3 separate regions of the Homo sapiens genome follow, and regions 1 and 3 are each linked to region 2. A link is a contact called in ENCODE Hi-C or POLR2A ChIA-PET data. All regions are on one chromosome and are shown on one strand. The core of a region is the stretch at or near the end of the contact, and the rest is flanking DNA. Distances in the headings are between cores, read along the strand shown.

Region 1 (3,668 bases), core at 715-3,214, 230 kb before region 2:
AGCGAGGCAGAGCGGCTGGCCAGCATGGCCCTTTCATTCCTGCGGAACTTGGCGCGGCGGTTCTGAAACCAGACCTGTGGGTGGGAGGGTGAGCAGGGTGCAGCATGGGCAGGGGGGACCCAAGTCCTTCTGGACCTGGGTGTGTGCCTGCTCTGTCACCAGCCCAGGGCTGGCAGCGTCACCTCTCTGACCCTCAGTTTTTTCATCTGTAGAATGGGGATGACAAATGACGCCTGCTGCTGGGTATGTGTTGGAGATTGAGAACACCAATGAATGGAGAATGAATGGAGAATGTGTTGGAGAATGAGAACGAATGGAGAGGCACTCGGCCACTGGGAGCGAGGTGCTTGCTGAGCACTCGCGGGGAAAGGCGCTTGCTGAGCACTCGGGGGGAGAGGCGCTTGCTGAGCACTCGGGGGGAGAGGCTCTTGCTGAGCACTCGCGGGGAGAGGGGCTTGCTGAGCACTCGCGGGGAGAGGCGCTTGCTGAGGACTCGCGGGGAGAGGCGCTTGCTGAGGACTCGCGGGGAGAGGCGCTTGCTGAGCACTCGGCTCAGTGCTGGCACAGAGTTAAGAACTTGAAACTGGAAAAGGACTTCTTTATCAGAACCCTTGGTGCCAGGCATTGTTCTAAGCGCTTTACGAAAATTTATTTTTATTTGTTTGTTTGTTTGTTTATTTATTGAGACAGGGTCTCACTCTGTCACCCAGGCTGGAGTGCAGTGGCGCAATCTCAGCTTACTGCAACCTCTACCTCCCGAGTTCAAGCGATTCTCCTGCCTCAGCCACCCAAGCAGCTGGGATTACAGGCGCGCGCCAGCACGCCCGGATAATTTTTGTACTTTTAGTAAAGATGGGGTTTCATTATGTTGGCCAGGCTGGTCTCAAATTCCTAGCCTCAAGTGATCCACCCACCTCGGCCTCTCAAAGTGCTGGGATTATAGGCATAAGCCACTGTGCCTGGCCGCTTTATGAAAATTTTAACTCTAATCCTCGAAGGACCCCTATAGCAAAGACCTACGTGATCCTCATTTTCCAGGTAGGCAGGTGCCTGCAGCACAGACAGCTTAAGTCACTTGCTCAAGGGCACACAGCCAGTAAGTGGCAGGGCTGGGATCTGAACCCCCGTCCTCCTGGCCTCAGATGCTCCTGCTCAAACACCCCTCCTGGGCAACTGTGTAATCCCGGGTGAACAGTGGCTGTGCGCTCCCACGCGCACGCTCCCACGGGAGGCCCGGGACTGAGCGCTCACCTGAACGCGCGCCTCGCTGAGGTTGACGCGCCGGGCAAGCTCCTCGCGCACAAAGGCGTCGGGGTAGTGCGTGCGCTCGAACACGCGCTCCAGCGCCTGCAGTTGGCTGCTGTTGAACGTGGTGCGGTTCCGCCGCTGCTTCTTCTTCCGCTTGGCGGCGCTACCGCGCCCCGGGCTGGGACACTCACCTGCGGAGGTTGGGGGGGCGGGATGGTCAGCAGGACGGCCAGTGGCTACAGTCACAGTTCAGCCCCCAACTCTGCAGTTTGCTCTGAGTGCTTTAGTGCCGCCGCCAGGAATGCGTCCCTTTAATTCACTCCCTCATTCCTTCCTTCTGGCATCCACCCATCCATTCACTCTTCAACACGTATTTACTGAGCACCTGTGTGGCAGGCCCAGTGCTAGACTCCGGGGAGATAACGGAGAACAAAAGCAGCCACACCCCTGCCCTGTGGAAACCCCAGTCTGAGCCAACTGAGATGGGACCACGGCAAGAGCCCTGGGGACAGGTGTCCCTTCCACCAGGGACAAGTGACCTGCTCAAGGAGGGCTCAGGAGACACCTGAGTGTCCCCAGCACCCGGCCCAGGCTGTGGGGCATGGCACATTCTGCATGGACACCTGTTGCTGACATGTAATAATAATAATAATTAATATGTCATAAAGAGCAGTGGGAGTCAAGGCTCAGGACCCACAGATTCTAGGAAGCTCCCAGGAGCCCTAAAGACAGATGTCGTGATCCTCATCATTCCTAAGGAGGAAGAGTCAGAGAGGCTATGGTCTCGGGCCCAAGTTCAAGGTCCCAGTGGAGTCATTGTTGGTGGAAGGATCTGAACCCACCAATCGGGTACGAGAGTCCTCATCTTCTCCTTTTTAGCCAATCAGGCAGCTGTTGAGAGCAGCCTTCCTTTCCAGAGGGCCTACTAGGCCAGAGGCTGTACTGGGGGCCGGGGAGAGACCAACCAGAGGGATCCATCGGCAGGGGAGGCAGGCCCCGAATAAGCTTTGGTGGGGCCGTGGGGTGGGTCAGGGCAGGTGTGGGCCAGGGCACGGGAGGATGCTCAGCTCTGGTGGGGATGAGGAGCTGGCCGGGGAGGCCCCTCAGGAGAGGTGGAGCTTGCAAAGGGTTTGAAGGATCCCCAAGAGTTCTCCAATCAGTTAGAGAGTGAGGGAGGGTGTCCAGCCAAGGCCCAGCAGGGGCGGTGGAGGATCCCAGCAGGGGACCTGACCGAGGGTGGTGCTGGCCTGTGGTACAGAACTAGCAGCTCTGGTAAGGAGGGCCCAGCAGAACCCTGGGGAGGTCCTGGAGTGGCAACCTCTGGGCCCAGCCTGTACCTTGGGGGAGGGGGTGGGGGGGCGTCCAGCTACTATTTCCACATTTAAACCTTATCCAAGGGCACCTCTGACCCTTCATCCTCTAGGGCTCAGCCTATTGTCCACTCCTCCAGGGGGCCCTCCCTGATCACCTGAGTCCACATGGAACCAAACCCCCTTCCCTCCAGCACTTAGAATCAACTAATGCTGCCGGTTCAGCACTTCTTTTGTATCTGATTTTTTCTCATTAAAAATGTGTATTTTAATAACCAAGTAATCACACTGCTTGTCACAGTAACAGATTCAAACAACACAGATGGGTATAAAGTAAAACAAAATACTCTCCCCTCCCCTATCCCACTCCCCACATTTTCTTTCTTTTTTCTTTTTCTTTTTTTTTTTTTTTTTTTGAGGCGGAGTCTTGTTCTGTCCTCCAGGCTGGAGTACAGTGGCATGATCTTGGCTCACTGCAACCTCTGCCTCCCGGGTTCAAGTGATTCTCATGCCTCAGCCTCTCGAGTAGCTGGGATTACAGGCGCCCACCAACATGCCTTGCTAATTTTTGTATTTTTAGTAGAAACAGAGTTTCACCATGTTGGCCAGGCTGGTCTCGAACTCTTGGCCTCGAGCAATCTGCCCGCCTCGCCTCCCAAAGTGCTGGGATTACAGGTGTGAGCCACCATGCCCAGCCCCACTGCCCACATTTTCTAAGATTACAAATACAAGTTTAAAAAATGGCCAGGCGCGGTGGCTCACACCTGTAATCCCATCACTTCGGGACGCTGAGGCAGGTGGATTACTTGAGGCCAGGATTTTGACACCAGCCTGGGCAATATGGTGAAACCCCATCTCTACTAAAAACAAAACAAAACAAAGACAAAGACAAAAGAAATTAGCCAGGCATGGTCACAAGTGTCTGGAATCCCAGTTACTCCAGAGGCTGAGGCACAAGAATCGCTTAAACCCAGGAGGCTGAGGTTGCAGTGAGCCAAGATTATGCCACTGCACTCCAGCCTGGGTGACAGAGCAATACTCTGTCTCAAAAATAAATAAATAAATAAATAAAATTTAAAAATAAAATTAAAAATTGACAAGCACACACTG
Region 2 (3,226 bases), core at 312-2,811:
GAGCACTGGAGGACTTGAAAGTGGTCCAGTGAGGCTGGGAGTAGGGAGGGAGAGGCAGGGGCTGGGAGGGACAGGGCAGGCCTTCCTCCACCAGTTTGAATTCCGTTAGCTTGAGGGTGTGTACAGCCAGGAGGGGTGGAGGGGCTGAGAGGAGGCCGAGCCACCACTGACCAGGTGGAGGGGTAGGGGGTGAGCCTGGACCGGGGCAGGTGCTGGGTGGAGGTGGGGGAGTGAGAGCCAGAGCTCTCAACCAAGCCTCTGGGAGGCCGCAGGGCCTGGGATCGCAGACCCGAGCCTAATCCCTGCTCAGCCCAAGAGCTGTAGCCAGAAGGTTCTTAGTTTCCCCTCAGTAAACTGAGGTTCAGGACATTTCTGGGGCACTTGCTCTGTGTGACTGGGCAAGGGCTGGGCAGGCATTTCCAGCATGAACACGCTTTCCCAGGCCCACTGGTTGGAGGGCACCGAGGGGAGAAGGGGGACAGAGGAAAGGAGCCGGAAGCAGGATCCAGAATTTGAACCTAGGTGGTCTGACTCCAAGAGGGCCCTCTCTCTCACTTGACTTCAATAGTGACATTAGCCAACTTCAATAGTGACCCCAGGCGCGGTGGCTCACGCCTGTAATCCCAGCACTTTGGGAGGCCGAGACGGGTGGATCATGAGGTCAGGAGATGAGACCATTCTGGCTAACACGGTGAAACCCCGTCCCTACTAAAAATACAAATAATTAGCCGGGTGTGGCTGCGGGTGCCTGTAGTCCCAGCTACTCGGGAGGCTGAGGCAGGAGAATGGCGTGAACCCGGTAGGCGGAGCTTGCAGTGAGCCGAGATCGCGCCACTGCACTCCAGCCTGGGGAAAGAGCGAGACTCCGTCTCAAAAAGAAAAAAAAAAAAATTGACCCCAGTAGTGACAACAGTGACTCACCTGCCCCATGGGCTTCCAACTGCGATGGTTGTGCTCTCCTTTGACCCTGTATCCTGGGGGACTGCATACGGTAATTATATTGTTACTGCGCCTTTTTAGAGATGAGAAAACTGTGGTCAGTAGCAGAGTGGCCTGACCAGGGCTCCAACTCCCCCGTCCTACTGCAGATGATGTGGGGCAGTTTTCTTAGCACAGGCTGGAAAGCTCTCTTAGGTAACACGTGGATGACAGCGTGTGACCCGGCAGAAAAGAATTGTAATTCCGGGTGGCTGTACGACCTTGGACGGTCCTTTTGCCATCTCTGGGCCTCGATTTACCCAACTGTACAATTCGCCCCGTGAGTCTAGGAAGATTTGCTGAGCGTCTGCCAACTGGCAGATGAGGAACCGAAGTTCAGAGAGTTGAAAGCACTTGCCCCAGGTCAGGCGGCCGGCTTCGAAGCCGGATTCCGAAGGCGTGCCCTGCCCTCGGCCCCCAGCGGTGTCGTCCTGCCCCCAGGGGGCCGCGATGCGGGGCCGTTCCAGGCCCTGCCAGCCTGACGTCAAGCCCGGCCGGCGGGGCCTCGCTCTGCACAAACAGACGCCGCAGGCCAGCGTCGGGGCCGGGGGCGGCGATGACTCAGGGCCCCGAGACGGGCCGGGAAGCGGAAAGTTGTGTGCAGATGACATCAGCCGGCCGCGAGGGCGGGAGGGGGCCGGCTCCGGGAAACGGCGGCCTGGCGGGCGGCCCGGGGCAGGGCGTGGAGAGGCGGCCGCGGGGCGGGGGCGGGGACGCCGGGACGGGACGCTCGGGACCACGAAAAATGTCCCCACTCCCGCCCGCCCCGGACCCAGGCCCCGGAGCCCGGCCCCGCTTTTCGCCGGCGAGGAGCGGGCTTCACCCGCCTGCAAAGACTCCGCGCTCCCCCGCGCTCCGGAGGCAGCCGCATCCATCCTGCTGCGTCCCTGCATTTTAATTACCGCCGTATTAATATTCATGAGCCGGGACTCGAGGGGGACCGCGGGCTGTCATTTCCCTCGCCCGCCCTTCCCCCACCGCACCCCTCTTCCCGGGCTGAGTCGTGGGCTTTTTTCCTCCCGTTCTCAACCCCGCTCGCACCAACCGTTGGTGCGCAGCAGATTTGGGGGAGGGGGGTTGGTGTGAGTGTGAGCATGAGTGTGAGCGAGTGTGAGTGGGGAGGGGCCGAGTGTGAGTCTGTGCCTGTGTCTGTATGCCTGTGTGTACGTGCCTATGTGTGCCTGTGTGTCTGTCGGCAATCCCAGGGCCGTGTGTGCACATGTCTCTGATGTCTCTGTGGGGCTTGGAGAAGGGCCAAAGTCTGTCCAAGTTAGCAGGGCCTGACTGTACAAATGGGGAAACTAAGGCCTGGAGAAAGGCTGGGCCTTGTCCAAAGCCACCCCATAGGTCAGTAGCACAGGGAAGCCAGAGCCCAGGGTCTTGCGTTTGGCCGACTCTGCTCCCCGACTCTCCCGTGCTGTTGTTTGTAACAATGGCAGACAGGATGTGCTGAGCCGGCACCTCTCATATGGCCTTCCCAGCAAACCTGTGCAGCACGTGGTCCTATCCGTCCCCCGTGCACATAGGGAAACTGAGGCAACTGGTCCAGCCAGTGAGGGGTGGACTGGAGCCCAGAAGTGTCTGAATCCCAAGTCCCTGGGTTTAACGGCCCCACTGTGATGCCTCCTGGGGAATTGTGGAGTGTCCTCACTGGGGTGATCCGGGGGTACCTGGAAGTTCCTGGGTGCCCGGGCATCAGGGGGGTGTTTCCCCAGAAACACAGCCCACATTCTGTTTCCCTCCCAAGTCAGTCATCAGATGAGGCTGCCTTCCTGTGGCTCTCCCAGTCCCTCTCTGTCCTCTCCCCATCCCTGAAGCCTCCCAGGAGCTGCCCTGCACACCAGGCCTTCCTCCCTGGGCCTGAGGTCAGGCAATCACTCATTCATTCATCCAACAAATGCTTCAGTGCCAGTCACTGTGCTAGGCACTGGGGATTCTCTGCTCCCTACTCTGGTCATCTCTACCTGGCCTAGGAGCCTCCAGGCCCACAAGGGGGCTGTTCACCTCTGTGTGTGAATGCTCACTAGTGGTGGGGGACTAGGGGCACCTGTGCACAAAAGACAGCTCTCACCCAGCCTTGCCACAGAGGTCTGGGGTGCCCACATATTCAGTGGCCAGAAAGGGGCTGCGATCATCTTAGGGCTGATGGGGCGGTGGCCACACTAGGCAGCCTGAATCTTTGATTCTCTCTCCTGCAACTTGTCCTCCTCTGACTGCCAAGCCAAATAACCCCAGGGGCTGGTCAGCC
Region 3 (3,697 bases), core at 735-3,234, 140 kb before region 2:
GCACAGATGCCGTATGTGGCTGAAGGGCCTGGGAGGGGGCCAGGAGCACACGGGCTTTGTGTGCACTCTAGGCTAGCTCAGAGAGGAAGACAAACCCCTCATGCCTGGTAAATGGCTGCTCAGCCAGTAAATGTGATCCTACATCCTTCACAGTCACCTGGCTGCTGCCTCCTCCTCCCCGCCAAGGTGTTCAGACCCAAGGTACTGCATCTCTTCTCCCACGACCCATGGAAGAAAACAGTGCTGAAACTGTCACCGGCAGACTTTTGCAGTCATCTCATCCTCCTCACGTAAGTCTCTACGGAAAAGCCTGCCTAAAAGTTACCTCCACCCTCTAGCAGCCTAGTGGACAGAGTCCATCCTCCCTGGATCTTTGTGGACAGCAGCAGGCCACATGCAAACGGCAGAGTGCTCTAAGAAAAAGAAGGAAGTGAGAAAGGGAGGGAAGAAGACAAAACAGGGGATACATTTAAAAACTAACAAAGGCTCTGATGGAGCCAGATGAACCAGATCTGAATCTTGGCTCTGCACACCTGCTGTGTAAGCACAGACAAGACATTAAACCTCACCATTCCTCAGTTCACCTATAAAATGGAACAGTAATACCGACTTTACAGAAAGGCTGTGATTAAAAGTGCATATGAAAAGCTTAAAGTGCTTTGCACAGTGCCGGGCACATATTCTCTCTTGAGCTTAGAAATCTCTGTCAAATGAGATTCTTGTCAACTCTGCCCACTATGAGGATCAAATGGGAAAACTGCCTTAGAATGCCACAGAAGCTGTATTGGACACACCTAGGGGACTGTTACTGGTATGCTGGGCGGCCAAGCCAGCAGACTCAAACAGCTCTGCAAATCAGCCAGAGTGGGGAGTGAGCTTCCTCTGCCTATAAGCACAGAACCCCCACCGAGATTTTTTAGATGCCATCCTTGTGATCCTAGGGCTTCCGGCCTCCACCAAAACGCTCCATGCATCCTTCCAACCCCCGCACAGTCCTCAGTTTACATAGAGAAAAACCAGCACACTAAAGGAAGTGACGTGTCTTTAAACATACAAACAGGAAGCCGAGAACAGAATTAAGGAGGGAATCCAGGCTCCTTATACCAGCCCTGGTTCCTCCCAGAGGCTCATCCCATCTCACTGGGCAATCATTCTACACACCACAACCACCGGTTACACTGTCCCTCCCCGCTGTCAGGGCCTCTGACACCAGTTGTGGCAATCACTTATAGTACAGAGGAGAAACCAAAGTCCAGAGGGAGAGATCACACAGTTGGTGCGCAGCAAAGTCTGGGCTTTTCGATATGGCAGCCTCCCTGCAGACAGGCTGACCTTGGCCGCAAGGGCTCTCGGGCTGTCTTTTTTGAGCTGCACCTGTGTCGGGCTGGCGCTCGGGTGGCACCCAAGGTTAAATACGACAGCAACTTCTGTGCAGCGGGCACTTAACTGTGCCAGGCTCTGAACTGGGCATTTTACCGATTTTACCGATTCCTCCCATCCATCCTCCAAGTGGGCGCTCTCCATATCCCTGTTTCTCGGAAGGGAAACAGGCTCAGAGAAAGGGATTTGCTGCGGTCTGGGGACCGGGGTGGGGGAGTGCCCTGCCTGGGCTTTGAGTGCCTTGACTTTCCTCCTGTACCCCGACCCATGGACTGCTCCGTAGTCCCTGCCCAGGTCCGGCCCGTAGACCTCTTGGGGACGCGCACGTGAGGCCTGTGCCGGCCCGCGCGCACGCGCCGGGTCACGTGACGAGCCGGGGACCCGGGACCTCAGGGCGCCGAAACAGTTAGGGGTCGCAGCCTCCCCTCTCCCAGCGGCTGCCTACCCTTCGCACCGCCTCGCGCTACTCACTCCGGGCGGGGGCTCCCGGGACCGAGAGAAGAAGATGGGGAAGAGGAAGGGAGGGCGGCGGCGGCGGAGACGCCACAAGCCAACCGCAGCTCCGCCAGACCACGACCAGACGCGACAGCTCGCGGCGCGCGCTGCCTTTGTCCGCCAACGTCACTTCCGGGCGTTTAGGGGCGGGCCCATGGCTGGCTCCACCCCCTCGCTCAGCTCGCCCCTCCCCCGCGCGGGCTCCGGATTTAACTTAACTTCTTTTGAAAAATAATTTAAATTTTTTTTTTTTTTTTTTTGAGATAGAATCTTGCTCTGTCAAGCAGGCTGGAGTGCAGTGGCGCGATCTCGGCTCACCGCAACCTCTGCCTCCCAGGTTCCAGCGATTCTCCTGCGTCAGCCTCCAGAGTACCTGGGACTACAGGCGTGAGCTACCACACCCAGCTAATTTTTGTATTTTTAGTAGAGACGGGTTTTCACCATGTTGGCCAGGCTGGTCTCGAACTCCTGACTTCAAGTGATCCGCCCGCCTCTGCCTTCCGAAGTGTTGGGATTATAGGCGTGAGCCACCGCACCTGGCCTAATTTGACTTCTTTAAAAAAAAAAAATTAGAGACGGGGTCTCACCCTGTTGCTCAGGCTGATCTTGAACTCCTGGCCTCAAGCGAGGCTTCCACCTCGGCCTTCCAGACTGCTGGGATTACATGCGTGAGCCACCGCGCCCAACACAGGTTACAGCTCAAAACTTGACTAAATTGACTTTTGGGAATCTAGAAGGACCTCCCGAACGGAAAAGAGCCGCAGCGTCGCCCTCTCCCCGTCCCCAGCACGTACAACAGTTCGTTTGGAGGCTGCAGGCTGGACTTCTAAAAACGAGTGTGTTGTGCGGGCTTTGAGTAAAAAGGGAAAAAAAAGCCATTGGTCCTCAAATCCACCCATCTCCATTAGCATCTTAAAATAATACCGACCCCCCAAAATAAATAAAATAAAAAGAAATACTCTCGGCAGTGCCATGGGATTCCCACTGAAATGAGCAAAACAAGCCCATGACGTTTCCATTCCAAAAGCGTGGCCCTTCCCTAGGCTCCTCCCATGCAAAGAAATTCTGGAGCTATCTCCGAGGCAGCGGTGATGGAAACGGGAGCTTGCAGGTGGGTAGAGCCTGTTAACATTTCCGAGCTTCAGTCTCCTGTCAGAAGAGGAAGTTGAGCAACGTAATAATTACTCAACTTCTGATGCTCTGAGAGGGTTAAACTTGTGGGACATTGCACGTCAGACCTTCAGCTCAGCACCTGCAGTGGGTTCTCAGGAAATGGAAGCTGTTATAATGACAATATCCATCTTAAGTTCATTTTTCCTATACTATTAATAATATCCTTGTGTTGGCAGGGCACGGTGGTGCACGACTCTAATCCCAGCATTTTGGGAGGCCAAGGCAGGCGGATCACCTGAGGTCAGGAATTTGAGACCAGCCTGGCCAACATGGCAAAACCCCGTCTCTACTAAAAATACAAAATTAGCCAGGGATGGTGGTGCATGCCTGTAGTCCCAGCTACTCTGAGGCTGAGGCAGGAGAATAGCCTGAACCTAGGAGGCAGAAGTTGCAATGAGCCTAGATCGCGCCATTGCTTTCCAGCCTGGGTGACAAGAACGAAACTCTGTCTCAAAAATAAAATAATAATAATACTATCCTGGTGTTCCTTCCTCTGGGCGACGCACACAGAAGGTGCTTAAAGTGTGTTTGCTCTAAATGTGTTGAAAGCTACGGTAGAAAGGGGATGCTAAAAAGCCCCTTCTGCATTGAGTCCGCAGGATGTGTGTATGTGCATCTTATTTGGCATACCCTCTAGACTATTCTAGGT

Evidence for each region. Hi-C counts contacts between places; a loop is a spot of excess contacts on that map. ChIA-PET counts read pairs that join two places held with the same protein, here RNA polymerase II (POLR2A). Pooled maps may share reads with other maps.
Region 1: a loop to region 2 is called in a pooled map, with 1.8 times the contacts of the local background. The contact joins the promoter of PRRX2-AS1 here to the promoter of LINC00963 in region 2. A Hi-C loop is called at or near these places in 1 of 168 maps with a recorded cell type or tissue (ascending aorta) and 2 of 50 pooled maps. POLR2A ChIA-PET finds 5 or more read pairs at or near these places in 1 of 52 experiments (OCI-LY7).
Region 3: a loop to region 2 is called in a map of CD8-positive, alpha-beta T cell, with 2.5 times the contacts of the local background. The contact joins the promoter of NTMT1 here to the promoter of LINC00963 in region 2. A Hi-C loop is called at or near these places in 21 of 168 maps with a recorded cell type or tissue (B cell, CD4-positive, alpha-beta memory T cell, CD8-positive, alpha-beta T cell and 18 more), 11 of 37 single-sample maps with no recorded cell type and 28 of 50 pooled maps. POLR2A ChIA-PET finds 5 or more read pairs at or near these places in 19 of 52 experiments (A549, AG04449, BJ and 12 more).

Annotation. Positions count from the first base shown.
Region 1 is chr9:129,717,002-129,720,669 of GRCh38, reverse strand. PRRX2-AS1 (PRRX2 antisense RNA 1) reads left to right here and starts at 1,964. Exons shown (of 2, transcript NR_132102.1): 1 at 1,964-2,097. PRRX2 (paired related homeobox 2) reads right to left here. Exons shown (of 4, transcript NM_016307.4): 2 at 1,252-1,439; 3 at 1-74.
Region 2 is chr9:129,486,995-129,490,220 of GRCh38, reverse strand. It overlaps LINC00963 (long intergenic non-protein coding RNA 963), which reads right to left and starts at 1,561. Exons shown (of 5, transcript NR_038955.1): 1 at 922-1,561. It overlaps LOC124900275 (extensin-like), which reads right to left and starts at 272. Exons shown (of 4, transcript XM_047424330.1): 1 at 1-272. RefSeq lists silencers at 57-351, 1,356-1,715 and enhancers at 1-403, 1,724-2,383, 3,044-3,226.
Region 3 is chr9:129,624,450-129,628,146 of GRCh38, reverse strand. NTMT1 (N-terminal Xaa-Pro-Lys N-methyltransferase 1) reads right to left here and starts at 1,984. Exons shown (of 4, transcript NM_014064.4): 1 at 1,852-1,984. RefSeq lists a silencer at 1,620-1,859 and an enhancer at 1,473-2,011.